Linked DNA regions of Homo sapiens: all the other regions are linked to region 1. The links are chromatin loops, found by intact Hi-C in ENCODE. Cell type or tissue: endothelial cell of umbilical vein. All regions are shown on one strand. Region 1 overlaps TCF12 (transcription factor 12). Region 2 overlaps TCF12 (transcription factor 12). Region 3 overlaps TCF12 (transcription factor 12). Region 4 holds the start of LINC03065 (long intergenic non-protein coding RNA 3065).

Region 1 (8,000 bases):
AAGACCATCATTCTTGTGGTACACATGAGTAAGAAATTTTAGAGCAGAGGAAAGTAAGGGGACAGAGATTACGAGAGCAAGAGGAAAGGATATTGGAGAAGGAAGAGTAACTAGAAAAAGAGAAGTCAAGGAGAGGTGAGAAGGGAGAGAGAAAAACAGACTGAGACTGACTGAGATTAATTTTGTCTAAATTATAGGCTAATGTGTTTGGGACAGTCTAAATATGATCTTATCTAGAGGACCTCTCAAGGTCCTTTCTGGAACTGGGATTATGTATAAAGCTTAATTTTAGCTCAAGTTCTCAACTGAAATAGGTAAATGATCTCAGCTACTGGTTAATTTAATCATATATTCACTTACTTAAATTTTTCTCAATTTCAGAAATATTAGTTACAATATTCTAAACCTAAAATTTTGATCATTTAGTAACAGCAAAACTCTTCATAACTGAAAACATCAATTGGTAGCACGCGCTTAAAAAAGAAATGACTACATAATGGCTTATAATGAAAATACCTGGTCATTTGCTTTTTATCTATGAACCCCAATAAACATAGTTAGGCCTCTTCTAGCTCTACCACTTTCTGCCTATTGCCTTATTTTAACTGTCTCCAAATGAACTCTTTTGAGAATAAGTGATTTTAAAAACAAACAGCTGCCCTGTTCCTACAACTGGCTGTTAGAATGGTTTATAAAGTGGAATATATGAATTACCCCTCTAAGCTTTACACTTTTCCTTTCGGTTAGATAGGAAACAGATCTGATTATCTGTGAAGTACTTGTCTGGAATAGCCATAGCAGTTGCCTAAATTTCCACTGGAGGCAGCAGACTCCCCAGGCAAACCCACATCCCATGACTTCTGAAGGTTTTAAGCCAGGAATGGTTAACAGGGTAAGAGAAGAAGGCTTTAAGATAAGGCACATTCCAAGCTTACAGAAAGCTTCTTCCAAGATCCGATTTAAACACTGAAACCCAGGCTCAGCTGTAGAGAAGCAGTGTTAAATGAAAAAACATGAAAAACAGAAATCTTTAGTTAACGCTGAAGTGTCATTTTAGACATGAGCATCAAAGTATAATTTCATGAAATATTTAGCCATCAGTGATATTAACAAGTAAAAGTAAAATGGAAAAACTGGAAATTCTTCTCTTTTGCCTGTCTTTGTTCTCTACCAAGGAGAGAACTGGCTTAAGGATGGGCCACTGAAAAGAGAAGAACAAGTAGAACTGGTGGTAATACTTTATTTTTTTTTTTTTCTTTTGAGACAGAGTCTCACTCTGTCAGCCAGGCTGGAGTGCACAATGGTGCTATCTTGGCTCACTGCAACCTCTACCTCCCGGGTTCAAATGATTCTCCTGCCTCAGCCTCTTGAGTAGCTGGGATTACAGATGCCTGCCACCATGCCCAGCTAATTTTTGTATTTTTAGTAGAGACAGGGTTTCACCAGGTTGGCCAGGCTGGTTTCGAACTCCTGATCTCGTGATCCGCCAGCCTTGGCCTCTCAAAGTGCTGGGATTACGGGCATGAGCCACCGTGCCCGACCTAATATTCTTTAAGTCTTTCCTATAAGCATAGTACCTCAGAATTATAATCTCTGCCAATATAAAAATAAACAAAACATTTGCAAATTATTACACTCTACAAGTGAAAAAAATCTAGATAGCAGTTGCAGAGTCACTGTATTATGGAAGCAATGCCACCACAACCAAATATCAATGGTTAAAATGTATTAAATCCTACAACGATTCCTACATTCTCAGTTAATCCACAAATATTTTTAGAAATAATATTTTAGGCAATTTAGATGAGTAACTTCTAAAATATTTTGTTTGAATACCATATTTTTCAATATAAGCCCTTTATACCTGTGTCAAACTTTTACCAAAGTGGAAAAAAATTTCATTATTCATTAATACATCCTTTGTAAATTACAGTATTTAAAATACATGGGGAAAAATGTGTTTTATTTATAAGCAATGCTGGATATCACATTAAGAAACACTGCCAGGGCCGGGCGTGGTGGCTCACGCCTGTAATCCCAGCACTTTGGGAGGCCGAGGCGGGCAGATCATGAGGTCAGGAGATTGAGACCTTGAGACTGGCTAATGCGGTGAAACCGCGTCTCTACTAAAAATACAAAAAATTAGCCGGGCATGGTGGCAGGTGCCTGTAGTCCCAGCTACTTGGGAGCCTGAGGCAGGAAAATGGCGTGAACCCGGGAGACAGAGCTCGCAGTGAGCCGAGATCGCGCCACTGCACTCCAGCCTGGGTGACAGAGTGAAACTCCGTCTCAAAAAAAAAAAAAAAAAAAAAAAAAAACAAAAAAAAAAACTGCCAGAAGCAGTGGCTATTGTCTATTGTCTGTGATTCCAGCATATTGGGAGGACAAGGCAGGCAGATGATTTGAGCCTAAGAGTTCAAGACCAGCCTGGGCGACATGGGAAATTGTCTCTATAAAAATTAGCTGAGTGTGGCAGTCCCAGCTACTCAGGAGGCTTAGGTGTGAGGATCACTTGAGCCTGGGATGTAGAGGCTGCCATAAGGCATGATAGCAACACTGCACTCCAGCCTGGGTGACAGAGTGAGACCTTGTCTCAAAAAAAGAAAACATCTATTACGAAATGAAGGAAAAGGGATCTTCAAACCTAAAATACTTATTTTGATGTCTCTGAAAATTTTATTGTTTCTTTGAGGGTAAGTTCACATATTTCCTTTATATGTATTAGTGTGAGATAATACACTAGAAATTGATAGCTATTTTTCATACCTTGGAATGTAGAAATAAGAAATATACGTCGATCTGTTAAAAGCTGTGACTTAAATCATGGGAATTATTGTTTTTGTGTTCAAACATTTAATCCATGGTTATGACAGGCCACTGTGACTTCATAAGAGAAATAAAGAGCAAACGTCTCCCAAGAGCAAAGAAAAAAAAGAAAACATGGCCTCCCAGCCTAGTTTCCTTCCCACTTCCAGTGTTTTTTGACACAGCAAAGATGGTTAAAAAGCTTGGCCTCTGACTTCTGTGTATGTCCTAGGTACTCAAAATAAACTTGCAAAGATGTCAGCAATTTTTAGTGTTTAGAAGCTGCAAGGGATAGCTGTCTTTATCTACTGTGCTCAGAGACAGCACATTACCTAATGTATCAAGGATACTGCAGATCAATAGTATAGATCAATGATTTTATTTAGACAAATTATAGATTTCCACATAATTTAATTGATGACATAAGCTCTATATTCCACCTAAACACAGAGTGGAAGATAAATGAAGATCTAAATTATTTAAAAAGAAAGTGAAAATAACCAAGTCAGCTAGTTTTTTTTAGCATTACAAGCCCATTTCATGAAAAAAAAAAAATCCAGATTTTTTCCCCCTCTAACACAGCTAGAATAGATGTCAGTTCTTAACAACAATGTATTTAAGCATTCTAGGTAACTAGCCTTTGGTTACATGATCATTCTGCCAAAGTGGCTTTTAGTTTTCTTATTCCCACCAGATAAATTAAGAGTAACTTTCACAGGGATACATATAAAACCAAGAAGCCAACAGTCAGCAACTTTATTACTGCTTGGCGAAATAACAAACCTTTTCTTCTATTATATGTGATATACTGCAGTTAAAGAAAAACTGGATACTTTTTTAAAAAGCTTTTCTATCTCAAATCTTACAAATCCAATTCATCTCAGAGAGGGCTACTATTTAATAAGCATTACTAAAATAATTTCATAATTGACACTGCTTGATCATTTATGTCTACAAACCTGAAACACCTTTAAGGTTGATACAGACAACTTTCTAATCTTGAGAGGAAAATTCATTTTGGATACTACCGTAAAGACAAAAGCAGTATCAGCTTATATACACCATGACTTTAATGTGCTAAATATACAAAAATAGTCTCTTTCATAGCATTTTACCAAAAAAACTGCTCAGAATACATGTTTTCATTTGAACAATTTTCCCTTCGTTTACTTTTTAATATTTTGATTCTTTTAAAAAAAGTTCTTTTTCCAATTACAGGAAGGAAATAAAAATAAATGCAACTCTTTTATGTAAAGTAAATCCATCTGGATGTTTGTTGCATCCCATACTACAAACCTGTGATCCCCAACCAGAATGAGTTATAGTAAAGCTGCAGGCAAAATTGTCTCCATATACCACAATCCATTATCCCTGTCAAGTTAATGTTCCATGTTGAGCCATATGGCATGGGTACACATTCAACAAAGGAAATTCCTTAAACTTGTTATAATCAGCACTTGCAGTCATCCAAAAAACTGACATAAACAGCTTTATTGTGTTTAGAGCATTTCAGTTAATATCCATGACAAAAACAGGAAACAGTACAGGAAAAGGAGGAGGAATGTGGGGGTGCACAGCTATTCAAAAAAAAAAAAACACAAAAACCCTCAAACTGTACATTTTATAATTAGATTTTTTTCCCTAAGCAAGTGATTTTCAATTACAGTAAGCTCCAACCTCTTGACAGTGATCCACTGGGCAAGATTTAAGAGAGAGGAAAAAAAAAATTAATGGCATCAGTTTTCCATGGTATGAGCAAATTTAAATCTTGAAGTCTTAATTGTATCTGATTCATATAAGCCATTTCTGGCAAAATAATGAATGATTTGAATTTTCATGTTTGTTTTCTTTCTACAGTTGTCTCATAATTGCTAAAATCTAATGGTGCTTCATTAAAAAAATAAGGCAATTTAAATAAAGAATCTTTATATGCATTAAGTGTAGGTCACAGATGAATCAAGGGCTCCCAGAAGCCTTTCGTACCTGGCACAGCCCTGCACATCAAATTCCAGTCAAGGTACAAGTAGAGCAGAACTTCATTTCAGCCCCCGCAGTGACAACAATAAAATGCTGAGAAAACACACTATCAAATACTGAACTCAGCATCAATTTCTGTTAATTACAGCCTTGTCAGCAACGTGATTATTCAAACAACTCATGCAAATGTTAATGAGGCCTTATTTGCATATTTATTTTTTCCTTTGTTGAAATGTCATTGATTATTACATTCTACTATGATGAATGTGGTTGATGATGTGCTCTGATATGTAATTAGTCATTAGGTGGAATGAATAGATCAATTATGAAAAAGGACTAAGATTAAGAAATATCAAACAAGACCGCCCAATATAACTATAGAATCTTTTAAAAAAAGAACCTAATAAATAATTTCTTGACATTTAAACTGCAACATCAGTAGTTTTCAATAAATAAACCACCACTCTTGTGAGGTTAAGTGAAAGCTTAAAAATACATCAGTACTCTGATAATCCAATTATGATCACAGAAACTATCTTTTAAAAAATTGCAAATCACTTCAAGTGGCATATCAAAACAACAAACAGCAAAAAAGAACAGATTTTGCTTTAAACTTGCACAAATTAGAAATACAGAAAGCGTAATCTATTATGAAGAGGAGGTAAAAATAGGTAAAAAGAGAAAAGCACATAACATCCTAGACAGAAGGAGTAGGAACCTGATGGAGAATGACTACCTTTACAAAAGGCAAGGTAAGCAAAAACAAACTCCTTCATATCCCAATTTGTTCTTAGAGGAAAAGGATTATTTAGCTTCTGAAACTGTTTGCTGTAACTATTCAGCCAGCACTTGCTATTCACAGATGGGAAAAAAAAAAAAAAACACATTACTGCAGACCAGATGGGAACATTCCACATGACCAAACCAATCAATCACCTCGGTGGGGCGCAGGTGCAACACAGCCGTGTAGCAACACACCATTTCACAGTCTATCGGGCACAAACACATGGCCACCAATCAATGGCACCCTGAGGACCTCGGAGGGGGCAGGCTCTCTGGAGTCTTACTGGTCCATGCCTGATGACTTCATAATCACACATCATTTCATTCACTAGAGGATACAAACTAGCATTCTAATAACCTTCTACTGAAAATGGTCATGTTGTGCATATTAATACAGGGTTGTTTCGAGTGAGGCAACTGACTTTACACGGCAGGCTAAGCAAGGCACGCAGTGCTAAAACAACCTGAAGCTAGAAACTTCTTCCTATTTGAAGATGGCTATTCTGTTCAGGCTCAGATCAATGGTAACATGATTCATTCTGCCACATCAAAGTTGGCATGCAAGGCTTGTATCCTACACAAAACAACTGTTAAACAATAGTATGAAACAAAGGAGGATGAAAGTAAAAATGGTAGTTGGTAATCTTGTATGAAGGATAAAAAGGCTTTGCATCCTTCTAAAATAACCTAGCTAAAACTGAATTGCAAATAAAAATTAGGTGACCATGAAAAAAATTTAAATGTAGAGTCACTGGCTTTGTTTTCCTCACATTCTCCTGGTGTGTGAGGGGTGACTCTGTATAGTGCATAATTACAAGAGAAGATAAATAGAACAATTTTCAGCAAACATTGCTATAATTAGACATAGGCAGAGCTCCATGATCTGTTAGGTAGCATCCACAGAGCTCTTGTCAGCTCCTTTTACTCAGAGAGGATGTAGGCAGGGATATCTTGGATAACTTAGTATTATGAATAACTGATTGACTATATGCCATGTACAGATGACACAATTTAAAAAGAAAAATCAGGAAAAATAGGTTTCATTCTTAAAAAAAGCAAACCAGCAAACTCAAATCCTTGGTGGGACAAGAATGGGCACACACGTGTTTAACCAGTAGATTTCTTTGATAATTCAGAGGGCAATTCGGCACCTTAAAGGTCCTTAGATTCCATTAGGAACATCAATCATCAGAGCCAGAAATCATGTGGAAACCAGTGTAACACACGTAGCTGAATCTGAATTGACCCTTTGACAACCCTGAAAGTTGACTTGGGTGATTAATTTTTGCTGCCAATATGTTTATTTGATCTCTCTCAAAAACAACATATAGAAAATCTAATTATTTCACATTTCAGATTAGGATGCTGGATACATAAGTATTTACTTGTAGATATAAATACTACACTTTGCACAAAAGGCTAATAGTGATTACATATTCTACAGTCTAAAAGAAAAAAATGTACACATTTGATGAAAATACGCCCACTACAACAGAGATTCCCTTTGGGAAAGAAATCTAGTGATTAGTCAAAATAAGATATTATTATTATTATACACTGTTTTGTTTGTTTTAGTGAGGGGGCTTGCTCTGTCACCCAAACCGGAGTGTAGTGGCACAATTTTAGCTCACTACTACCTGGAATTCCCGGGCTCAGGTGATTCTCCCACCTCAGCCTCCCAAGTAGCTGGGACTACAGGTACATGCCACCATGCCAGGCTGGACGATATCATGATTCCACAAAGAGAAAGCTGACAAGATAAACTCACTGGTGGTTTATTATACACCATTCACTTTAAAATGCATACCTAACTTCTTTTCCAAATCTTAGACTAGAAGAAGACATCAGACCCAAATCAGAAGACTCAGATTCTACTTCAGGTTCTTACTATTTGTTGTTTAGCCTTTATCAGATGAAATTATAACAATGAGTTCAATTTATTAATCTGTAGAACGATTAGAGAGGACCTTGAAGTTTCTCCTCATTTATAATCTCCCTTTGTGGCCTGACATAACTTTAAAGGCTCTGTCTAGTCATCTTCAGAGTATCATGTAGGGATGAACAGAGATCAAATGTGCCAGTTCCAAAAGTACAGCAGGAAAAGCATAATGAGATATACTTATTGTTATAAGTGGTCATTTAAAATTGATGATGAGTGATTGCTTTTATGAGGATACAAAGACAACCATTCCTTTGGTTTACAGAAGCATTAGTAAGTAAAAACAGTAATATTGGACTTAAAATTTGCTTGCTTTCTAAACAGAGTAACACCACCATTTGAAAAATGGTACAATGTTACCCACCCATCCCCCAAACAACATAATAAAAAGATCATAAAACCTCTCCAAACAATTTTCTGAAGTAACTAACACATAGGTTGAGCTTTCCATGCAATAGCTCGGTTAAAGCTCAAAATAATGCAGATTACACCCATT
Region 2 (8,000 bases), 53 kb after region 1:
TGGATATAAATAAGTGTTTATGCTTCAAAGTGAAATATTAATAAAATGGAAAGTTAAAAAAGTAAGAATAAATGCAGTTTCAAAGAGAGAAAAGTGTTCTTACTGTATTTCTTCACTTACCCCATCATAAATTGCCAAAATTAATGTCTAGATAAATAACGCTATACTTTCTAAAACAAATCCTTGAATGTCACTGTCTCTCTCAGTTAAACACAACTATGAAAAAGTCAAGTGGGTTGACTTGATCACAACAGTCTGTTATGTGAGAGCGGGAATTATATCTCTAGTTACCACTCACTAATCTCTCACAAGGGACAAGCACACTAACGGGCATGTAGTAGGTGACTAATCTGTTAATGTAATGAATGACTGAAAAATAAACACTACCCCAGTTAATGAATCAGGTCTACATCGGAAACAGCTACTTAATAGTATTTTAAGATTCTGATATCCTTTAACAGGTCAATACTAACATATAATAAAATTTCTTAACAGGGAGATAGATTCTGTCATCCAGGTCCATACATTTCTACAGGGCAAGAACTTTTTATTCCTCTTCATAATCCAAAAAGAGACTAGCATAGAATTTTGTGTGTAATGAAGTGCTTAAGTTTTTGTTGAGAGGATGAATAATCTCTTCAGGTAACATTTTATTCATGAATGCTAAGTAGTTTTATAGAATTACTCTAATCCAAGAAGGAAGAGCGAGTCTTGAACTGGCCTAGGAGGAAGAGGAGAATCAAAAACTTTTAGAAATAGAATATTCAAAAAATATGCTGGATACATGAGATGCTGCTTAGCACAAGGGCAAGTATTTTTATAAAATTACCTGTCCTTAAAAACTGTACTATATAGTGTGACATATCTAAACATTTTTTAGGAAACAGTTTATTCTAAATTAATGTACTAACTTTATACCTGTAAAAGGTTTATTGAAAGATTACATTCACATTAATGTACAATTTCATAATATACATTTAATATACATTTAATATACATTTATAATATACAATTAATATACAATTTTCTCCCTTTGCCTTCTATATATTCTTTAGTTTATTTCCAAGAAGTATTCTTTTGTGAAATACTAGATAGTATCTTTTAAAAGCTAGTCTTTTGCAGATAGTTTGAGAAGCACTAATCTACATCCTCAGTACTAAAAATGTGGTCCTTAAAACTGACTTATTGGCAAATTCTGGGAGTTTGTTGAAATGCAGAAGCTCCGGCAGAGTTTTAGGCCTAGTGAATCCAGAATCTGCATCTTAACAAGATTTAAAGGAGATTTATAAACAAAATGAAGTTTGGCAAGAACTGGTTTATATTATCCTGTAAGTCACAGGACCCGGTACATTGTAAAACAGTATTAGCCCTATTATTTCTTTTTGTAGTACCACTAGCACTCACTAGCACTACATCAAATCCTAAAGAGCTCACATTGTAAAACCATAATTCCACTGTCGTGTTCATAAATCTGCCTATCACATACTATATACAACCAGTAAAATTAACAGTTAAAATGTTACTGTCCCCCTCCCAAGAAAATCTCACATTTTACATAATTTAAAGCTTTTATCTTCTACTACTATAAATCAACAGTATTATCACTGAGCATATAACTGCTCGTATATATTTTTATTTCCTGATATTTGTAAAATCAGTTAAAATAAATCAAACATAAGGTACAATATAATTTTATTAAAACCCATGCTTAAGAAGCAACAACTAATTGCAAGAAAAGAGAACATCAGCCAATGAGCAAAACCATGTTCTTACATTCAGAGGATAACATATTTTAAAGTAACTTTAAAATACCAGTCCCATATATTAAATGTTTATTTTATAACAACAGGCCGGAAAAATAGGAGGAAAAAAGAATATACAATAATGCTTAACTTCTATAAAATTTATAGAGCTGGGTGCAGTCGCTCACACCTGTAATCCCAATACTTTGGGAAGCCGAGGTGGGAGGATCACTTCAGCCCAGGTGTTCAAGACCAGGGCAACATAGCGAGACTCTGGTGCTACAAAATACAAGAAAATCAGCCAGATATGGTGGAATACACCTATAGTCCCAGCTACTTGGAAGGCTGTGATAGAAGAATCCCTTGAGCCCAGGAGTTGGGGGCTGCAGTGAGCCAGTATCACGCCACTGCATTCCAGCATGGGAAGCAGAGCCAGAGCTCATCTCAAAAAATTTTTAAAAATTAAAAACAAATAAATAAAGTTTATAGAAAGAAGACTAGAAAATTAATTATAAAAAGTGTTAGTATTTTTTTCATTTGCCTATATTTTCCAAAAATTCCTAAAACAGTCGTTTATTTTTCTAAAAGATATATTATTTCTCAGATTTTCCTTTAACATGATTAAAATAACATATACCCATTGTAGAAACGAGAGAATGTACAAAAATCGCATCAAGTAAGCAGGAAAAAAATCTCTTTTTATCTCCACTGAAATGCAAACATCAACAAGACACATTTTCTTTCAATTTTTAAATGTTTCTAAACTAGTCCAGACATATTAAAATGTACATAATAAAAAGTCATGTGCCCACAACTCAACAAATAGAACATTACCAGTATAGTTTAAACCCCTATGTAATTATAATTCCCATTAGAAGCAAACACTATCCTAAATTTGTTTTTTATCATTTTCACACATTACTTAATACTTTCATTACATATTATTATCTAAATGATATATAGCATCACTTTTTATGTTTCTAAATAGTATCTCTTTTTCTTTATTCAGTTAACATTCAATATATAAGACTGATGTATGCTGACAACGTGTAGCACTGGTATATACATGTCACTCCTATAGAATACTCTATTTATAAACATACCACAATTTATCCAATTCCCTATTGACATTCAGCTTGCCTCCAATTTCTCCCTATTACAAATAAGGTTGTTATAAACATTTTAGGAATATGTCTCCTTGTACGAATTTATATGAAATTTTCTCTTGGGGTCAATTATCTAAATGTGAAATTACTGGTTTGCAAGGTATGCTTGTGTTCAAATTTACTAGATATTGCCAAACTGTTCTCTAGAATAGAAATATGTTATCATTTAGGGGGAAAGTCTCATATCTCTTGCTGCATCATGAAAGCTCCAAACTTATGAAAGGTGGCTTCCAAAATCCCCTTGTAAGTTGTATGTAATTTGTGACACACTTCCCAAATGATAAAAAGCAAAGCAATCATGATTACATTTCCTTATCAGTTCACTTAACCGTTAGTGTAGCTATATTCTTATCTGAAATAGTTTGGCCTGGGTCCAAAGGCAGTCCTTTGCCATAAAAAATGTTCAAGACACATTTGTTAAATGAGTTAATCTTTGCTAGCCTCTTCGGTTCATCTTAAGTTTCTATAAAGTTGCATACATTACTCCAGGCACCAATAGATTAAAATCTGCAAGATATACCATATATTTTTAGTTTGTCACTGGTATCCTATCTTGATAGCCAGTGTTGTGTGGACTGTTAAGAGTCATGGCAACAAGACTGGCTGCTGCTGACTTTTAGAATCTGACCCATGGCCGTAATAATACACAGTTCATGATTAAAATAGTACTGCATATCTTGGTAGGAACCACTAAGACAGTACTTTTGAATTCTGTTACTAGTCAGGGCAGTTGACCATGAGCCACTTATTTACACTCCCTCTTCCTGCCCCATGACTAAAGCCAATCATCTTTAAGGGTAAGTTCCAATTAAAAGTATAATAGTGAAACAATGTTTATTTAATAACTGGCTCACATATGTGCTAAATCCCTGGCCTAGATTCATTTCCTTGAAGGTGAAAGTAGATAAGCCACAGCTGATAGATCAGTGGTTCCTTCCAGGAATATATTACCGAATCTTCACTCATCCTCCCTAATTTGAGGTTTTGTGTAACAGTACTAACCATAATAGCATGGGCCGGGTGCAGTGGCTTTTGCCTATAATCTCAGCACTTTAGGAGGCTGAGGCTGGTGGATCACTTGAGGTCAGGAGTTCGAGACCAGCCTGGCCAACATGGTGAAACCCTGTCTCTACTAAAAATACAAAAAACAAAAACAACAAACAAACAAACAAAAAACATTAGCCGGGTGTAGTGGCATGCGCCTGTAGTCCCAGCTACTTGGGAGGCTGAGGTAGGAGAATCGCTTGAACCCAGGAGGCAGAGGCTGTAGTGATCTGAGATCACGCCACTGCACTCCAACATGGGTGACAGAGTGAGGCTCCAACTAAAAAGTAATAACTACTACTATAATAAAAATAATAATAGCATGAGCATACATTTGGCGATACCATTTGCCAGAACTTGGGCTAAAGGCTTTATTCATTTAATCTTTACAACACTATGAACTAGTTACTATTATTCCCATTCCACAGATGAGGCAAGAGGCACAGAAAATTTACACAGATCACCCAAAGTCTAACAGTAAATAGTAGGATGGGGATTTGAATCCAGGCTGTCTGTCCAGAGCCCACCATGAAATGCTGCCTTTCTAGTAATAACTGCTCCCCGATAGAACTATTGTGAACTGAATGGCTCAATGACAGGCTGAAGCCATACAAAATGAAGAATAAATCTGTTCAAACAGTAATTCATAAGAATAAAGGAATGAAAGTAGGAAAATGCAACAACAAAACAAAACAAAACAAAATTTAACTACCCAGTTTGGCAAATGGTGCTCACAACAGTGGAGACAGTCATAAGAGCTTTAGTAAACTGTTTGGACTGGGGGACTCTCATGAAGCCACAAACAAAATGGGAAATGGAAAAACCTCCGCTGCTAAGTGAACATCTACTGCAGACATTTTTATCTACCGCAGAACTTTTCTCTTGCCCAAGGTGGGAATAGGTACAGTAGTCTTCTGGGATGCTAACATAATTCCCATGGAAAATGCATACAGAGGCCTCAAAAAACCTAGAGGCAAATTTCTACAGCGTCAGAGCCAGTAGTTGAGTACCCTTATGTTAAAGTTTATGATAATGATTTGGCAATTATAGTTAAGAATTAATATTCATTATAATTAATTGGGAAAGGCTATGTAACTCCATTCTAATAAAAGGCATCCGAATGGCCTAGCTGTAATGCACTGACAATTGCAAAAAAGGAAATTATTCACAGAGATATCAAAATCTTTTGGGTCAGGGCCCTAAATCCAACATCAATTGAATGCTCAACAAGAGAAACAGCATGATAGGGGGCACTAATCTTCCTCAGGGACTCTGTGATTCGTTCTGCAGTACTGAAGCTTCCCAGAAATAGCAACTGAATGCAAAACGGCTTGTTAAGAGACAGACCTATTATCCCCTTCCTCAATTCCTAGATCTCTGAAATCAACAGTGATTATCTGGCTAAAGGACACAGGTGCCATGTGAATAATCCAACAAAGAACCGGCAATGAAGGAAGTCTTCATTTCTACTTAACATCAAAGGCAGACAGTACCCCTGCTTTCTGATGTACAGTATACAGTTTCTCTTGCAGAGTGCTCAGCAGCTGAAATGCTGGAACTCCCTTTGAAAAACAGAAAGGTTTCACTATCAAGTTATGAGAGGTAGGTGTAACTGTGAGTACATTAGATATACAAAACCTAACTTTTAGAGATAACCTTTAAATGATAAATTAGCTTCTTAAAACTAAAATATAATCCTGTCAGTAGAGACATTTATTTTCAATGAGCAGCTTACTGAAGTAACTAATCAGGTTTTTCTTGGAAGTGGAATACTTCCTCATTTTGAACTTCTGTAATTTTTCAATTTGAAAGAGCATCTAAATTATTTTTCAAGAAAGCTGCTGTTTTAATTTGAGAAAGCGTTTTTAGAATGATCTTTAAGTCTCCTTAAATATACCAAAATCACAGATTTAGAATCTGTGAGTCTTCCTATTAATATGTTAATACTTTATAGATTTATTTAAAGAAAATATCTCTTCAGGTTAGTCCTTATTGCTACAAAGAACAAAGGAATTAAATTCTAAATACACTACCCTCTCATTTCCATAGCACTTTTGTAACTAAAGACCATTTTACTTATTTCTGCATGGTTGTCAGTCTCCTTTCACTGAAAAAATCAGTAAGTAAAGGCATTTCCTTCTCTAACCACGTTAGAGAACAAGGCTGAGGAACAACCGCCAGGGGCTACTCATTCACCAGTTTGAGAAACATCTACTAGAATTGAATAAAATCACACAGCGGAGGGATTTTGTGGTTATTTGTGTGTCCAGATATACTGACTCGTATCTTACGTCAATTGATCTAATCAAACTATGTGAATTTATAAAAAATGAAAGCAGAAAAAGTACTGTTCCACTCCATCCCTACTCTACCAAAAAGCATGGTTTGTATCCTGGAGTGAGCATGAGATGTGGAAGTGCCAGCAATTCTCATGGATTTTTTAATGCTTCTCAGTGGAAGCATCTCCTTCCATGGCCATGATTCTAGTGTGAGAAATAGTATTCTTCATATAACATGGTATGAAAACACAAGTCAGCATCTTCACCTAGTACACAATCAAAGAAATAACTATCTGATCCATTACCAGAGAAAAACTCTATTCTGATGTGTGTATGTAAACTGTGAAGCACGTTTAAGTGGCATTACTTTATTGGAATAGTTTCAGCTAATACATGTAATTAAAAGTAAAAAGCAGTTATTTCCTAAAAAATAAAATTACACTTCAATTCAGACATTTAGTCCAAACTGATACTGCTTTACTGTATTTGCACCCAATACAAACTTTTCACATACTTACGAAAATATAATGAGTTAATTACATTTGCACATAATATAAAATTTTCAGATACTTACAAATATAGAAGACCAGCATTACTTTGATAACAAAAGGTCACAGCATTACCTTTCTTTTCTTATACCCTTCCTAAGGAAACTAAAGCTAATTGTGATATAAACTGAGTTATCTATGTGATCAAATACGATGGTTTTCATCAGCAGCAATAACCGAAATGGATTTCTTGTCTGCTTTGAGTTCTAATATTTGTAATGCATACTATCAATCTATATCCTAAATGCCAGGTGTGCTTTTTGATACTTCATCTTCTCGTCTTACCTGCTCTCGATTTTTAGCCCCCATTTTCTCCTTCAACACTCATCTTATTTTTTTACCTATCTTTTCATGTCAATCTAGTTATTAATGAAATTAAAGAAATTAAAATATGCATATGGAAGTGTGATAATGCATATGTATATATGTGTAGTACTGCCTATAATACATTAGGCATTGTGCCAGATGATAGGATGCAAGAATAAATAAAAGCCTTTGCCTTCAAGGAGCTTACAGTCACAAGAAGTCACAAGAAGAGAGAGACATTATCTGAAAATATATTAATAAACTGAATAACCTTTTCATGAGGTCTGGGCCTGAGATGCATGTACCACATTATAGCTTCCAAGGTTTGATTAGTACCATTGGACTCCCTAGTAGTCTAGGGGACAGGATGATAATAAACAGTAAAAATTTAAATGAGGTACAAACCAGTCCGCCAAATTACAAGTTAAACTTGCTGGGTTTTGTATGAATAGTTTAGAAGATGCTAATACACCAGCACAGCTTCAAATGGGAGCACCAAAAGCAGAACAAATACTGTTAGGCAGGCAGAAGTCGCATTAAGATTTGCTAAAGAATACCCTAAAGCAAAATGAAACATATTGATAACTGGAAAATAAAGTGTCAATAAGCACCTCTGGTGTCATTTTGATCATCACAACTAAGTTTTATTGAGTACATACTACGTACCAGCACTGTGTTAAGAATATCCATGCATTGTGTCAGTTAATTTAACCTATATTAACCTATATATCGAATAATACTATATTTCCCCCATCTCATAGACGAGACAATAAATGTGTTATTTAAGTTTCTGGTACCTAGTTAACAATAGGTAACTAATAAAAAATTAAAAAGAAGAAAATATTATTCACAATCTTGTCAATAAATTTGAAGAAGTAATACTTCTCAACTAATTCTTTCAAGCCAGGATTAGCA
Region 3 (8,000 bases), 75 kb after region 1:
CCTCGTCAGTTTACTAGAGAAAGTCTGGGAGCAGAGTGCTTACTTTTATTCCAATTCTTTGATCTAATTTTCCACCTCCTGGTCTCATTTTATAAAGCTTTGGGGGTTTTTTGTTTTTGTTTTTGTTTTTTGCTGGAAAGGGCTCTAACCTTGTGACCTCAGTGTGTAGAAAGTTGACTTGGTCCTATTTTCTCTTAACTGTTAACTAAGAAATGTCATCTGTTATGTCTGTTTTGATATGCTTCCAAGAGGCAGGGCTGTTGAGTTCCTGATGCAAAGGGCTGATGACTGTTGAAGCAAGGATGAGGGAGAGAGGCTAGAAGTTAGTATGTTGAAAGCCAATGCCATCTCTCAAAGCAAATAAACAACACATAAAGAAAAATGGCTAAATACATATGGAGAGCACTTATGCATTCTAAGCTCTTTAGTAGAGTACTGTAGGCAGTTCATGTGTACAAGTAACACCAAGAATATTTAACTGTAGGAAATTAAATTTCCAAAGTTTGACAGCTTATAAAAAGAACTAAATGTAACAAAAAGGTACTAGGTATTCTACTGCATTTCCATGAAAAGAAATTAATTTTCATTTCTCATAAGAAACAGCATATATGAAAGAAATTACGTAGTCTGCCAAATTACAGCTTTAATCAAGGGTTGATCAGCAAACTTACTCTAGATGAATCATAGGAAGGACTTGGTTGACCACTTGTTCCCCAAGATGTTGTACCTCCTCTTTCATCAATACCTAAAAAGAGAAGAAAATAAAAGATATATCTAAAAACATACTTTTGTGGATTTTTTTGGTACGGGACAGCAGAGTACAATTTAGCAAGTGGTATTTGCGCTTTCGTGGAAGAGCTAAGTATCAATCCTTGCTTCAGAAACCTGTAAAATATAAGTTACTGCAAAGTATCTTCATCATTGCTCCATCAATCCTCATGCAATACCCTATGTAAATTATAGTAATTCAGAATCAAAATATTTCTTTGCAGACTTTAGAATGGGGCATAGTCTCTCCATCCAGCACCACGCCCTGCACTGCTACTTCTAGGAGTAGATGAACCCCCAAACTTTGTCTGGTTTAGTACTGCCTACATGAAAACATGAATAATTCATTTTTCATAGTTAAGCCCTAGAAAATGAAGCAAGACAAACAATCATTCAATTTAATAAAGTTGGTTTCTTTCTGATCAGTGATCAGATATTCTTAACTGATGACATCAAACTAAATCTAACTATATCAACCATATCAAATCAACATTAGTTATATAAAATCAAAATGACATGAAAACTCACCCTTAGTAATTTTGTGGGTGACACTTCCATCTCTTCTAAAATTATACACAATTTGATTTCAAATAAGCAGTTCCACTCTTATGAAGGTGGCAAAAGAAAATTCACAGTGAGAAAGAATTAGGTGCCATAACCAACAAAACAATTTATTGTGCATCCTTAATGCATCTTCTGACACTTGGGCTCCATTATTTTCACCTCCGAATCAGTCCCCAGAAAAAGCTGGAAGACTTGGAGATCTCTTAATCCAGCCATTTCTACCTCTTCTGTTTTGAAGACTCCAGTCTTTTTCATCCTTGACTGCAAGGAGGGTACACTTCTCTAACCCCTTCTGAGTTTCATTCTATGATGAAATTCATCAACACAGAAATAGTTGACTTCTTTCTTTCATTCTTTCATGAGAACAGCCTAGATACTACAATGATAACATTCTGCTAAGTTTAGAAATTATCTTTCTTTCAAGATATTCCTGGAAGTCCCTCTGTAATTTCCCTGTAATTTAGGTGAGAATGTGGTATGTAATAAATTAAATGCCACAAATTCTCCATTAATTTGCAATGATTACTAAGGCTCTTTTATAGTGACACAATTGCCAAATTGAAAGGATGGGTAACAAAAAGCAGGGAAGGGGGAGGGGTCAGTTTCCAAAGTAGAATGTACTAATTACTAACTTAGTTATTAGGACTCTATTATTTTTATGAATCTGTACTTCCTGTATCAAGTGACTAAAGTATATTTTAATAACTTTTTTTAAAAAGTTGATACAAAAGATGAGTATCTAGTATAGACAACATTCCAGGCACAATTTCAAGTGAACCAGAGGCTTTGAAAACACAGAGATTACGTGAACAGTGTTTTGTTCATTCCTGTGGAGCTAGTATTAAAGTTCCAAATTTAAGAGATATTCTATGAGTTTGGGGAATGTCATGTAAAAAACACTGTTACCGGCCGGGCACCGTGGCTCACGCCTGTAATCCTAGCACTTTGGGAGGCCGAGGCGGGCAGATCACAAGGTCAGGAGATCGAGACCATCCTGGCTAATACGGAGAAACCCCGTCTCTACTAAAAATACAAAAAATTAGCCAGGTGTGGTGGCGGGCGCCTGTAGTCCCAGCTACTCAGGAGGCTGAGGCAGGAGAATAGCTTGAACCTAGAAGGTGGAGGTTGCAGTGAGCCGAGATTGTGCCACTGCACTCCAGCCTGGGTGACAGAGCAAGACTCCATCTCAAAAAAACAAAAAAAAAACACTGTTACCATCTCTCCAGTATCATTAGACACCAGTGAGCTATCTTCCAAGCATTTTCTCTGCAACCAACACTGTAGAATAGCAGCAAGTATTCCTCTGAGACTCAATCCAAGAAAAAGATGACCATTAACCTACAAAATCCACTAATATATGGAACTGCATATAATTTTATGAAAAGTTGTATTTTAAAAAATCACTTTTATTGAACATATAATGGTAAGTGATTTCGATGAATCTTGTCCTGATGAAAATAATCAAACCATAACTTAGTCTTTTTATGACTTCATATTTTCTTATATCAAATGACTAATAAATATGAGGCTTATGTGTATTTTAATTTTTATCTCATTTAGAGGCAGCGTTCATGTTCTGTCATCCAGGCTGCAGTACAGTGGCATGATGATAGCTCACTGCAACCACAAAATCCTGGGCTCAAGTGATCCTCCTGCCTCAGCTTCCTCAGTGCTAGGACTATAGGAACATGCCACAATGCTCAGCTAATCATTAATTTTTTTTTTTATTTTGTAGAGACAGAGTCTTACACTATGTTGCCTAGGTTGGTCTTGAACTCCTGGCCTCCAGCGATTCTCCCTCCATGGCCTCCTAAAGTGCTGGGATCACAGGTGTGAACCACTATGCCCAGCTTTGCATGTATTTTAAATACATTTGTAAAAACAGAGAGAGAGGAAAGATGGGTGCCAGTTACAGAGAACATCTCAAGCAAAATTCAAGAGACACACAAAATTATGTGAAACTACATATTCAATTTTCATCAAGTGACTCTACTTCTATAAAATAAAGAAAAAGCAAAGACTAATGAAATAAAATGGTAATTAATTGGGTGATGGCATCACCAGCTAAAGAGTAGTACATACCACTGATACTGGAAATGACAAGGGGCTCAAAGAATGCTATAGAATAACAAGAATCTGGCTAGGTTTTAAACTCAAGCTCTGTAGTTTTATTGTTAACATATCCAGACTCTGAGTAAAAGGTCGTGGCTGGCACTGACAAAGGCAAGAGTCATCTTTTAGAATCAATGACTCCTTTCTGCTAAAGACAATGGCTGTACAAACACAGAAATATGACAGGAATAATAAACTTTCCAAAGCTTCAGCCGTAAGACCAAGGTAAGCAGAAAAAGGAAATTACACACAGAAGATAAAACTTAACACAGATATTATACAAATTGACCAAAATCTGAAAAAAATACCTATTGACAAGAAAATACACCACAGTTGCAATACAGTGATGAGAAGTAACATTTTTCCTGTTATTTCTGAATTATCATTCCCATATTATTTTCATCATTCCCATTTCTAGTATATGCATGCGAATTCAACAATTTCAGAGAAGTTAGTTCCTTGACTCATAAACCAAAATGGCAGATGTAAGAGAAAGTTCAGCAATAATTAATGATAGAAACACTTTTGAGCCTTATTTGACTTTCTAATAAATTTTTTCCATTTCTATTCAACAGGATTAAAAGGGGTGATCAATAACAGAAAGACGTAAATTATTTTTTTCCTTGTTAACCTTTTATATAGATAATCTCTTAGTACCTGGTTTTCTGAATGGAATCAATTAAGTCAAATGTAATATATTCTGATTCTATGAGCTCCATTTTTAAAAGCATGCTGTTTTAACTTAGTATTTTCCAGTAAGGAACATTAAATTCTAGACCTCGTATCTAAAAACAACAGTTTGTGAACTTAACAAAAGCAATCCGCCTCTTTCTTTTGTGAAAACATTTAACAAGAAAAGTAACTAAGAGCAATCATAAATTACTATATATACAGGCAGTTCCCTAAAAGGCTGATACCTTAAAGAAGGAATAGAAAGGTAAAATTCAAGTTTTTAAGGTTTCAGAGTATAAGACTCTTAGAGGAACAGGTAAACTTCTTGCCCAAGTCCAACATCTGCCATTACTCCCTTTTCTAGGAAGAACACAGATTTAGACTACCTTCTTATGCTCTACTCCCATCTTAGTATTTGAATAACAGTATTTTCTTTCTAGTGTCAATCAAAAACTATCCCACAGCCTCTCTCCTACTTCTTCCCTTTCATCAAGCCACCAGAGTCCTATGGGCATCTCTAGGTTTTGATCCACTAGCAAAAACTGGAAACTGGAATTTTTTTTTTTTTTTTTTTTGGTGGGAGGAGATGCTTTTCTATGCCCTAAGCACCTATTGTGTTTCCCTCCACCCTCCCCCCAGCCCCCCACCACATATGAGCCCTGTAAACAAATTATTGTTAACACTGCAGAGTTTGAGTAAGTAAACCATCATTAAAGAATTGGTGAGACTTAGGCAAGACCTGCCTGAAAGTAAAAGGGAAGAATTAGGAACAAACCTGCTGACATGAACACCAGTTCCTTCTCTGCCCATTTGCCACTACCAGACCTATCACTAAAGACTCCGCCACCCTGAACCAAGACTAGGGTAAAGTGAGAAATAAGACAGGAAATGGGAAAATATTTTCAGTTAGTAGTGGTGAGTCTGATGACCCAAGAAAGAATGAAAGGATGAAACAGGGAGACAGCATACAAGAATGAGAGAAATGGTTAGGATGTCCCTGCAGCAAAAGCAGTAAGAAAAGCAATTCAATCTGGCCATACTGCTAGGGTATCATAAATGAGAGCCCATCCCTGTGGGAAAGAGACACACATACAGTTGGGAGCAAGGGCACAGGGAAAATCACATACACATTTCTCTCTTTTTCTCCCCCCACCCGCTGGTGCACATGTGCACTCTGCCTTTAGTAGCACTGAAATCAAATTTTTATTCTAGAAAGTAAAATGTACTCCAAAAATATCAAATCTCAGCACTGTCATAAATAAGGGAAACATAACATATTTTGCAGGATTGCCATCTGCTGTAGGGGGATCCAATAAATGATTTGATGAAAGAATTCTGACTAGAGATAGCTATATCAGATAATCAAAGCTATGAATGTGTCTATTTTTAATAGTGTCTTTATTCAATTCTATTTGTAGAGTAAGGATATTCCTTTAGATAAGACTCAAAGGCTGCAATCAATTGTAAACTAATATACACCTAAAAAACCAACACCAAGATTTTTTATTGTATTTTTCACATTTTAGACACTCATGAAATAAATCTATGAATGTATTTTCCCAGACATTCATTGTGAAATAGGATCAGTTAGAATATAATAACAAGTGCTTTGTTATGCTACACATTAGTAAAAAAGGGAAAAGCTAGGAAAATATTAAAATTGCAAGGGAATTTAATAGAAGTTAAAACATGCTACCTCATCTAAAGTATATAACATTAGTTATAGACTTTTTTACTTATAAAAAATTTAGGTTCTGTGCAGTGAATTGTCAAATAAAACAGTCTAAAAAACACATATGTAAGAAAGTAAGTCCGGTGGAAAGATTAGAAGGAATCACCCTTTCCGGTCATCTTTAATAATCCAATCAGAATTTTTGTTTGGCACTGTTGAAACCAAAGATTTACAAGTACAGATGTTCCATTAAAGTTTTTAGTGCCACAGTACAGTACAATAAGGTAATGAACACATGGCAAATTTCATTCAAAAAAATGACTAATTTTGAAAATGACTTTCATACATAGATTTTGCTATATTATTGTTACTAGCTATATCACCCTGATACAAATGCCCTGTAAAGATACAAAAGGAAAACCCAATGACTGATTTAATCAAAGAAGTAAGAGTACAGGGCCAAAAGGAAATGCCAAGTCTATCTCTTTAAGAAAAACAGAAACTGCCTGATGGCCAGGAATTGAAAGTAATACGTTCCCAGGGGTCGACTTGGGAATTGTTTAATGGGAACTATATAGTGATATGGTGGTCACTGTATTTTGAGGACTTGTTCTGACTGTCTGAACAGACATTCCAAGACTGACAAAGGCTCTTGAGCTACCTTTAAAACTCCCCTAAATTAGCTGTCAAGTTTCTAGAAAGAAGGAAGGGCCCTCCCAACGTACCTGAGAACCAAGTATTCTCCCAATCTAATATACCAAAGCCCTGTATCTGAAGACCAATGCCAGTGTTTTCTTCCATAGAAGCACTACAAACGTAGTTTTAAGAAAGGAAAAACAAAAAACAAAACGTTGATGCTATTTTTAACACAATCAAATCATCTCTGACCTGCATTACTGTAATAGTCTCCTAAATGTTTTCCCTTCTTCTTGCCCCTCCTACTAGAGCAACCTTTTAAAAACAAGCCAAATCATGTCCATCCTGTGCTCAAAACCTACCAATGGCTTCCCAACTCATTCAGAATTACTAATAAACCCAATGGTCTACAATGTTTTACAGGTTCTGCCTCCCACCTCTCTGAACTCATCTCCTACTGTTCTTTCTCTTCTAATAGTTACTATAAATCCTAGGGCTGGCGGAAAGAAAATATCTAGCTAGCTTGCTATCAACTACATAAAGGCTCTGGGGAGTAAACAAAAACAGGCTGATTGGGATGAAAATATAAACTTGAAAGAAGAGACCAGAATGGGTGAGTTTCTCTTTTAATCAGCTTTCAGGGACCAGCACAGGTGAGTTTCCCATTCTGAAAGCTTTCTCCTGCAGGCAAGCAGCAATAACCTCTAGTAACTAAAATTCCAACAGAAACCCCATTGTCTTTTTGGCCTGAAGGAAAAGAGGACAGAGACAGGACAACCACAGTCACTAGAAAGTGAGGATAGAATCCCAAAAGGGAGAAGGCCAGAAAAGAGAGGTCCCAAATTTTTGGTTTATCTCTGCCCACATCTTTGGCTGAGTCCTGGAACACCATTCACAGGGCAGGCACAAGGCAGTTTGTAGCAGAGACTAAAAGAACCGAATTGAGATCTGAGCAGCTACCAACTTCAGGCAAGAGATAATTTTTGCTATGAGTCTAACCAAAAGCAAATGGCTCACTAAAACAAATAAATCAAAACTCTTTGGAAGAACATGAAAATAAGCCACAATTTCCACAAATAACACTCATAATATCCAAAATTCTTTGACAGTAATATGTAACCCAATCTCAAGGGAAAAGATAATCACCAGAGGCCAACAGCAAGATGACCCAAAGTAAAATTTTCAGACAAGGACATTAAAGCAGATGCTGTAACTATGCTCAATAAAGTGAAAGATACATGCTTTTAATGAAAAAAAAAAAAAAGTGAAAATCTCACGAAGAAAAAGAAAACATTAAAAAAAACTAAAATTAAGCCAGGTGTGGTGTCTCTTTCCCGTAATCCCAGCACTTTGGGAGGCCAAGGCAGGTGGATTGCTTGAGTCCAGGAGTTTGAGACCAGCCTGAGCAACATGGCAAAACTCTATGTCTACAAAAAAATTAAAATTAGCCAGGCACGGCAGTGTGCTCCTGTAGTCCCAGCTACGTGGGAGGTTAACATTGGAGGATTGATTGGAGCCCGGGAAGCAGTGGGTGCAGTGAACTGAGATTGCATCACTGCACTCCAGCTTTGGTGAC
Region 4 (8,000 bases), 250 kb after region 1:
CCTGGACTTGGAGTTATTTGTAGGACCTAGATGTGAGTACATTTTGGGTGGTAAAAAAACATTGTTACATTGAGTAGCCATAGATATCATTGAAGGCATATGTAGGGGAAGAATGTTTGGAGACCTCAATAAAATACCAGGGATGTGTTTGTGTCTGCTGTTTCCATTACCCAGGGCACATCTGTGCTTCTTCTGATAACCATACCCCTATTTTAAGTAAAAATCATCTGTGCCATTCATATGTTACTGATAGACACAACTCCTGGGATGGGCTTGTGAATCAGTCCAGGCCAATCTGAGCATCTCATTCTTTTGGCTACAGTGATTGGCTGACAAAAGAATGGGCGCTTGACCTTTGCTAGTAGTGAGGATGGTCTGGAGCTTCTGGTTGCTCATTTGTGGAATGAATGAAGCAAACAGCAGAGGAGAGCGCTAACATGTGGGGGAGAATCTGACTCTCTTTTTTTTTTTTTTTTGAGACAGAATCTTGCTCTGTCACCCAGGCTGGAGTGCAATGGTGCAATCTCAAGCTCACTGCAACCTCTGTGCAGGTTCAAGTGGAGAATCTGAATCTTGATGATATAATTGGAACTCTTCAGCCAAGCCATATCTAACAGAACTATCTTCAACTTTTCAGGTATGTGAGAATACATTCCCTTCTCACTTTACACCAATTTGGGTTGGATTTTATGTCACTTGTAACCAATGGATCCTTACTGAATCAAATACTAAATTATTTGAGGATAGATCCATAAACAAATACATATAGGAATGAGTGAATATAAATGTACTTCTGGGGCAAACCTAACTAAAATGGAAGTGGTAGACTGAGGAGTGGTTCACAGAGTAGAAGAGAACTAGGCTGGGGCAAGAGCTTGAAATTCAGTCAGGGCTAGGCACAGTGGCTCACGCATGTAATCCCAGCACTCTGAGAAGCCGGGGCAGGTGGATCACTTGAGCCCAGGAGTTCAAGACCAGCCTGGGCAACATGGCAAAAACCTGTCTCTACAAAAAATAAAAATAAAAAAATTGCCAGTTGTGGTGGCACATGCCTGTAGTCCCAGTTACTCGGGAGGCTGAGGTGGGAGGTTCACTTGAACACTGAGAGGTAGAGGCTGCAGTGAGCTGTGATCGCTCCATTGCACTCCAGCCTGGGCACCTAGGCGACAGAATGAGAACCTGTCTCAAAAAAAAGAAAAAGAGATTCAGTCACAAGAGTTTAAATTTAAGGAAATAGAAAATGTAGCCATAAAGGTGCTGAAGCACAAAGAAATGTGCTAAGAGTGAAGATTCAGAACCATTATTCTGGCAAGTTAGATTGGAGCAGAGCGAGAAGGAAGTCAGAAAGGCCACATAGAAACTGCTGAACTAAGCCTAGCTGGCTGCATTTAAGGGCTTAGACAGAGAACCTGAAGTAGAGACAGAGGAAGGGATCTGACAGAGGAGGTATTTTAAAGGATAAATTGAAGGCCCTGAGATGACTGGATAAAAGAAATAAAGGGAAGGAACAGGTAAAAAATGACATCGGTGTTTTCAGCTTGGGTGGCAGAGATAGCAGTGGTATCAATGAGAAAGAAGGGAAGTGATTTTGGAAAGATAATGAGATTATGAGATTGGTTTTAGACCTGTCGAAACCTAAAGATGGCAGGACGTCCAGTTAGATACGTTGATGAGATAAAGAGGCAAATATACAAGTTGGGGGAAAAAAAGGTGACATTAAAGATAAGGATCTGCACAGAAGAAACATTTGAACCAATAGTTATAGATCAGTAGAAGAGGGTGAGAGAAAAACAGAAATAAACACTTACTGCTAGACCAAGAGGAAAAAAAGTGGTGTCTCTGAATGAAATGAAATGTAGTGTCTGGTGGAGACACAGGAAGAATGCAGGACACTTTAGTGCATACAAAACTTAGAGAAGTTTCAAATTATGTTAAAAGTAAATGCCAAGCATGCACATACTCATCACCCCATCTCCAGCCTTATTTCTAACTGTTTTTCTGGCTTACTGCACAGCATTCACATTGGCCTCCTTTCTACTAATTCAGACTCACCAAACTGTCTCTGGCTGCAGAGCCTTGGCACTTGCTCTTACTTCTGCCCAGAATCTTCTCCCCAACCCCCCCAACCCCAATATTTGCTTGGCTTTCTACCTCATTTATCTAGACCTCTGTTTAAACATAACTTCCTCAAAGAGGCCTTCTTCAATCAACTTATCTAAAATATAAAATAATGTTCAACTCTCATCTGCATACTTCGTCCTTCTGCTCTTTTTCTTCATAGCGCTCTTCCCTACATGACATTATACAATTGTATATGATTGTAAATGTACTATCTCCCCCACTAGAGCAACTGTAATGAGGTTCCATGAGTGCATTCGTTTTACTCACTGACGTATGTCTGATAAGTAGAACAGAGCCTGGAACAAACAAAGCCTTCAGTAAGAGTTTATTTCATGATGAATGAGTGAAATGCAGTAATTAAGATGAAAAGAAAAAAAATCACAAGAGGTCCAAGTTTAAGTCACAATTCCTAGAACATGCCTATCATTTCACCCAAAAACTCTGCTTAAGGCTCTCATTCTGGCTGCATCTCCTCAAGGGGAAGGGAATTAAGGGAAGTTTGCTACTGCCAAGGAAGGGACTTGGGATACTTTCCTGGATGATAGTGGTAAGAATGCTGTTTTCTCCACAATTACTTCGTTAATAAGAGACATGTCCAATTCCAGACTTCACAGGGTTCCTTCTCCAGCTGAGCTCCAAGTGGAGCTTTGAGAGAAAAACAGAAGGGTGATGGCTAGAAGACTCAGGCTTCCAAAGTATTCCTCTCCTGAGTATCAGCTACCAGGTGAATTTCACAATGAGGATGACAACTTGGAAGGGGCAAGAGTCACGTGCCTGAGGGGAAAGGTCACCAGGGTGCAATCTCTGTTAATCCTTCTCTATACCCAGCTTCCCGATGCGGCCTGTACAGAAACAAGCACGCAGGCACTTAAGAGGACAGTGGTTTCACCGTGTCCCTCCCGGCGGCGCTCCCCACCTTTCCTTCCTCCCCACACGCCCCTCCCAGGCTGCAGGCTTAGCAGCCGACTTCCGCTGATCCCGGCTGGAGGGAGCCTGGAATCCAATTACTCTTCCCTAGGGAGCGCAATCCACCCGTCTGGCCGCAAAGAGCGGAGCCGGGGTCCGAGAGCCGCACAGGCCGGCCCTGCTCCGCCCGCCCCCACTTCCCGCCACCCCTGCCTCGGGCTCGGCAGCCCGGGCGGGGCGAGCAGAGCCGCGTAGAGGTGCGCGGCACTGCCGCCGGAACTATTTGTCCTTCCGCGCGCGGCCCGGCCCGGCGGGGCGAGAGGTTCGCGGCGCTGCATCCCGGGCGCCGACGTCAGCCGGGCTGAGTGGCAGGAGATTAGCCAAGGGCTTCCCCCGCCGCGCGTCCGGGCCAATCGGCTCCGCGGGCGGTGCTCCAGGGACGCGCACACGCACTTTCCAGAATCCACGCCTCCCAGCAACAGCCTCCAGCACCGCGACGCTGCCCTTCCGGCCCGCTTTCTTCGTCCGGCCTGCTACGGCTGCGGGCTTGGACCCTGGCCTCTAGTCTCCTGCGTGCTGCTCCCTAAAGTGACAGGGAAACGGGGCAAGAGGTCCAAGGGTTCCGTAGGAGAAAGAGTATCTGTGGCTCTCCCACCGTCCCGGCTTCCCTAACGGACTAGGGAGTGAAGCTCTGGAGATGGATCTTTGGGAGGAAAAAACTGGACCTCTCTTCGGGTTCTTTAGAGTTTAGGTGGAGAACTCTTTCAGTACCATTGAGTGTTCTCTAGTAAGAGGATCTTACACTGTTGGGTTTCTCACTTGCTTTAAAATTGTGGTCAGAGTACTTCATAAATCCTTTCCTTTCTGCATCTGGGGGAAGGAAAAAAAATGCAACACTCTCTTTACACATTGTCAGACTTTCGAGGCCGCAACGCAACTGACATACATGCTAGAAGGAGAAAGTGCTATATTATGCCTTGTGTCCTCTTTTGAATCACATTCTCCTGAGATGTGGCTGACCCTTAGGCCCATGGTGTTCCTGAATGTGATTGACATGCGTAGTTAGCAAGCTAGTGAGAGAGAACCAGGAAAATTGCTATCAAAACAATTACATACAGGGACATCAGAACAAACGCTTGAGACCACTGGGGAATGAGGGACCATCCCAGTTCTGCCACGGATGCCTTCGGGGATGGTGGCCAAGTCAGATCTTTGTGTCTTGTTTCTTCGTAGCAGATTGAATAGAACTATCTTCACCACACTCACTATTTCAAAGTGTGTTATAAACATTTCACTTAAGGTGAAAATGTTGAAGGTTTTATTTTGGGTGGAGGGAAGGTGGTGCCATTGAAAGGCACTCTCTGAAGGGAAGATTCTGTAAAAGGAAGCCATTTTATCTGCCTACAATTTGGTCATTTCAAAGAAATTCAATGTATATGTGTTAAGACTAATTTATATGCTGAGTTGTGTGCTATGTGGTCTTCATAAGAGTTATAATCTAGTAAACCCAGCTAACTCCTGCATTCTCAAACGGTTTCCCATGCCTGTGCCAGTTTCCATCCCTAAATTCTCGGCAGTTTCATTCCCTATTTCTGCTCAAAGGCTACAAACCATTGCTAGTTACAGGTACAGAACGGTGCTGCGGTGGGAGCTCCCCACTTGAGTCTAAACTGTGGCTGGAGTTCAGACGTGTGGATGTATCTGTGGAACTGATAGGGCAAGGCTCTAGAAGCCAATTGACTGGAGCGATTGAGGAGCCTCCTGGGACAGAACAAATCTTTGAGGAAGAAGGAGCCAGACACACTGAGCTTGAGCTAGGAACAAAGATAAAGTCTTGGGAAGGGAGGGGTCCTTTTGCATTCAGCCTTGTGTCCTGGCCCTTGTCTGAATCCAGTAGGAGTTGGGGAGGGGGAAGAAGATGGAAGGAGGCTATAAGTGAAAACTGAAATATCTGTTTCAAACTTTTTAACTTCCAGATTTCACATTCATAACACATGCCCTCACTTCTTCCTTTAGTAGAAAAAAAAAGGTATGAACAAAAGTGCAAACAACAGGAAACCTGACTAGAGGTGGAAATTTGAAAAATATGGAATTTATTATCCCATAAAATAAGAAGTTTGGAGAAAGGTGGTTCCACTATTGGTTGGTCAAATAACTTAGGGAAGTTGTCCGAGATTGAAGTGGGATTCTTCTTTCTGCTCTGCCATCTTCACATGATGGTAATTTCTCCTGTCATGTCCCTTCATGGCTATACGATGGCGTCTGCTTGTCTTGATGTCAAATACAGTCGGGCATCCAGCAAAGTAGCAAAGTATAGGAATACTATTTCTCTCTCTCCCTTTCTCCCTCTCTCCCTCTCTCTCTGTCTCTCCCCCTCCCTCCCTCCATCTCACAATAAAGGAAGGGAAACCCTTTTTAGAGGCTTCTAGCAGAACTGAGTCCCACTAGGCATAATTGTGTCACACACGAATCCTAAACTGATTATTTGTAAGAGGAATGACACTAATCGTAATCTACTCCTCACGCTGGGGAGAGAAATCACCCTTTGTGAACACATGGAAGGATATAATCAGAACAGCATCAAATTTTGCCAGAAAAAAAGTGGCTGTGGCTTAGGCCCCAACAAGTTCCTTCATTTTTCCTTTCCTCTACCTCAGAATGTTTCTGTATCTACTCTTCTTCATCACCTCTAAATTGTTCTATATTTATCCGTCTCCTTCCCTTCCCTCCCCTCCCCTTCCCTCCTCTCCCTCCCTTCTCTATCTCTGTCTCTCCCCTCTCTTCTCTCTTTCTTTCTTTTGGCAAAAGGGTCTGGCTCTGTTGCTCAGGCTAGAGAGCAGTGGTGTGATCATGGCTCACTGCTCACTGCAGCTTCGATGTGGTGGGGTCCGGTGATCCACTCATCTCAGTCTCTTGAGTAGCTGAGACTATAGGCACAAGCAACTACGCTCAGCTGATATAAAAAACATTTTTTTGGGGGGCCGGGCGCAGTGGCTCACACCTGTAATCCCAGCACTTTGGGAGGCCAAGACGAGTGGATCACGAGGTCAGGAGTTCAAGACCAGCCTGGCCAAGATGCTGAAACCCCATCTCTACTAAAAATCCAAAAATTAGCCGGGTGTGGTGGCATACACCTGTAATCCCAGCTACTCGGGAGGCTGAGGCAAGAGAATCGCTTGAACCTGGGTGGCAGAGGTTGCAGTGAGCCAAGATCGCGCCACTGCACTCCAGCCTGGGCAACAGAGCAAGACTCCGTCTCAAAAAAAAAATTCATAGAGACAGGATCTCCTTATGTTTCTCAGGCTGGTCTTGAAATCCTGGGCTCAAGTGATCCTGCCACCTTGGCCTCCCAAAGTACTGGGATTACAGGTGTGAGCCACCACACCCAGCCATACTCTTTCTTAACTAACTCAATAAAGAGGTGAACCAGCTCCATTTCAAGACCTGGCCTTCCATCTGTCTATCTTCCTAAGATCTTACTTTTCTCCTAGACCCTCACAGTGGTGAGGGGCTAAAATACATGCAGGCTGTTCTACCTGGCATTCTGTTATTAAAAATCAGAGGAGAGCTCTAGTCCCTTTTAAAATTGTTCCAAGAGAATTCAGATTGAAAACTGCAAGAACACATCCAGATCTTATTGGGTGGGATTGGGGAGGGTGCAGGGAGATGGGAAAGGGCATACTTCATCTTTTCCTACCTGGATTCTATACCTGGGGCTTCTCCACTGGCTCGGCAATGTGGGAGTCCCATTGGCTGAATTGGGAGAGGGTGAAAGGGAAGCAATATGGGAGTACTTGTCCCCTGGAGATTGAGTCCACCTCTATTTCTTTGAATCACATCCTGGAGGAGCTCTGATAATGGCTTGGCTTTAACCTGAAAGGTGTTCCGTTTTTCTCTTATACTCATATTTATTCATTTCTTTCATTTAACAAATATTACATGTTGACTGTCTTCCCAGTACTGTGCTATGTGCTAGGGAGACATTGGTGGGTAAGCCAAAGTGGAGTTTAATTTCTGGTGGGGGAACTTTGTCTCTCCACCAGGCTTGGCTTGAAATTAAGGTTATCTCACAGGACTAGAATAAAAAGTAAACCTAAAAGCAAGACCGAGTCATTAACTCTATGCATTCATCTATGTTTTAATCCTTCACAAACAACTACCATTATTAGTACAAATTATTTTGATTTTTACATAGCTCATAACGTTTCATATCTTTTCACTGAGGCCATTGTTTCAAACGATTACAGTTTCCAACAAGATAAACACCATGTAGGGGAATGCACTTGTGGTACAATATGCTTTATTAATAACATGCCTTGTCAGCTGAGCAGGCGAGGCTATGGATGGATGATTACAGCAAAAATGGAGTCTGTATCTGATGCAAGCTTATGTATCATCCGAGTTGTTACCCTATCTCTGCTCACAGTCAGGAACCTGTGAGATCTTATTCAACAGAATGGTTTGTAGATGCATTGAAAGGAGATAAAAATATTTAGTGTTACCTACCTTCCTTTGACTACATTTGCCTGAGAATGTACAGTAAAATAAAATTTGAATTTTTTTTTAACATTTCAAAATTCACCAAGGTTTGTTACATACACTTTCATTTTTAGTAGAAAGTACATTCTCCAAAAAAGTGCTACACTATATTGAAATATAAAACTGCTTATATATTTCCTACTAATAGCAGTTCTGCTTCAGATGGTATCATGGACCCTTGGTGTCTAATTTATCTTGACAGCATCTGAAGTGGAAGTAAACCAATTCAGACTGCAGGTCCTGAAATATAAGTCAGAGAAGGTGCATGTAGCAGAAGTGAAATGAGAGCATTTAAATGAAATATGAACCCGAATCAATCTGAATGAATTCCCCTAGCACCTCAGTCCAGGAAAGAAGCTGTAACCATTTTAATCCTTGCCCCACTCATGAGCAAGTGCATCACCCTAAGAAGTCAGTTAATTCATCTCTGTGTT

The links. A loop is a pair of places that touch in the nucleus more often than their neighbours do. Peaks named below come from ENCODE experiments on the same cell type or tissue, not always from the same donor. Only the 100,000 strongest peaks of a DNase experiment are listed, where the experiment ranks them.
Region 2: a loop joins it to region 1, with 2.2 times the contacts of the local background. A loop is called at or near these places in 7 of 110 quality-filtered maps.
Region 3: a loop joins it to region 1, with 5 times the contacts of the local background. A loop is called at or near these places in 3 of 110 quality-filtered maps.
Region 4: a loop joins it to region 1, with 4 times the contacts of the local background. A loop is called at or near these places in 5 of 110 quality-filtered maps.

What each region holds. Positions count from the first base shown.
Region 1 is chr15:57,131,289-57,139,288 of GRCh38, reverse strand. The region is part of intron 5 of TCF12 (transcription factor 12); the gene reads right to left. Among named protein-coding and RNA genes, the nearest start is that of SNORD13D, 140 kb to the left of the region's middle. RefSeq lists enhancers at 4,535-5,459, 5,529-6,243. In endothelial cell of umbilical vein, a CTCF peak has its summit at 832; DNase peaks (open chromatin) are centred at 848, 4,268 and 6,028; H3K27ac peaks cover 2,342 bases.
Region 2 is chr15:57,077,791-57,085,790 of GRCh38, reverse strand. The region is part of intron 4 of TCF12 (transcription factor 12); the gene reads right to left. Among named protein-coding and RNA genes, the nearest start is that of TCF12, 160 kb to the right of the region's middle. In endothelial cell of umbilical vein, no CTCF peak of the experiment used is centred here; DNase peaks (open chromatin) are centred at 3,250 and 3,570; H3K27ac peaks cover 1,681 bases.
Region 3 is chr15:57,056,495-57,064,494 of GRCh38, reverse strand. It overlaps TCF12 (transcription factor 12), which reads right to left. Exons shown (of 21, transcript NM_207037.2): 4 at 672-745. Among named protein-coding and RNA genes, the nearest start is that of TCF12, 140 kb to the right of the region's middle. In endothelial cell of umbilical vein, no CTCF peak of the experiment used is centred here; a DNase peak (open chromatin) is centred at 3,544; H3K27ac peaks cover 4,744 bases.
Region 4 is chr15:56,882,651-56,890,650 of GRCh38, reverse strand. TCF12-DT (TCF12 divergent transcript) reads left to right here. Exons shown (of 4, transcript NR_015419.2): 3 at 484-637; 4 at 2,727-4,481. LINC03065 (long intergenic non-protein coding RNA 3065) reads right to left here and starts at 3,583. Exons shown (of 2, transcript NR_183870.1): 1 at 3,481-3,583; 2 at 2,430-2,895. RefSeq lists a silencer at 3,110-3,539 and an enhancer at 3,660-3,749. In endothelial cell of umbilical vein, no CTCF peak of the experiment used is centred here; DNase peaks (open chromatin) are centred at 3,140 and 3,420; H3K4me3 peaks cover 1,077 bases; H3K27ac peaks cover 1,667 bases.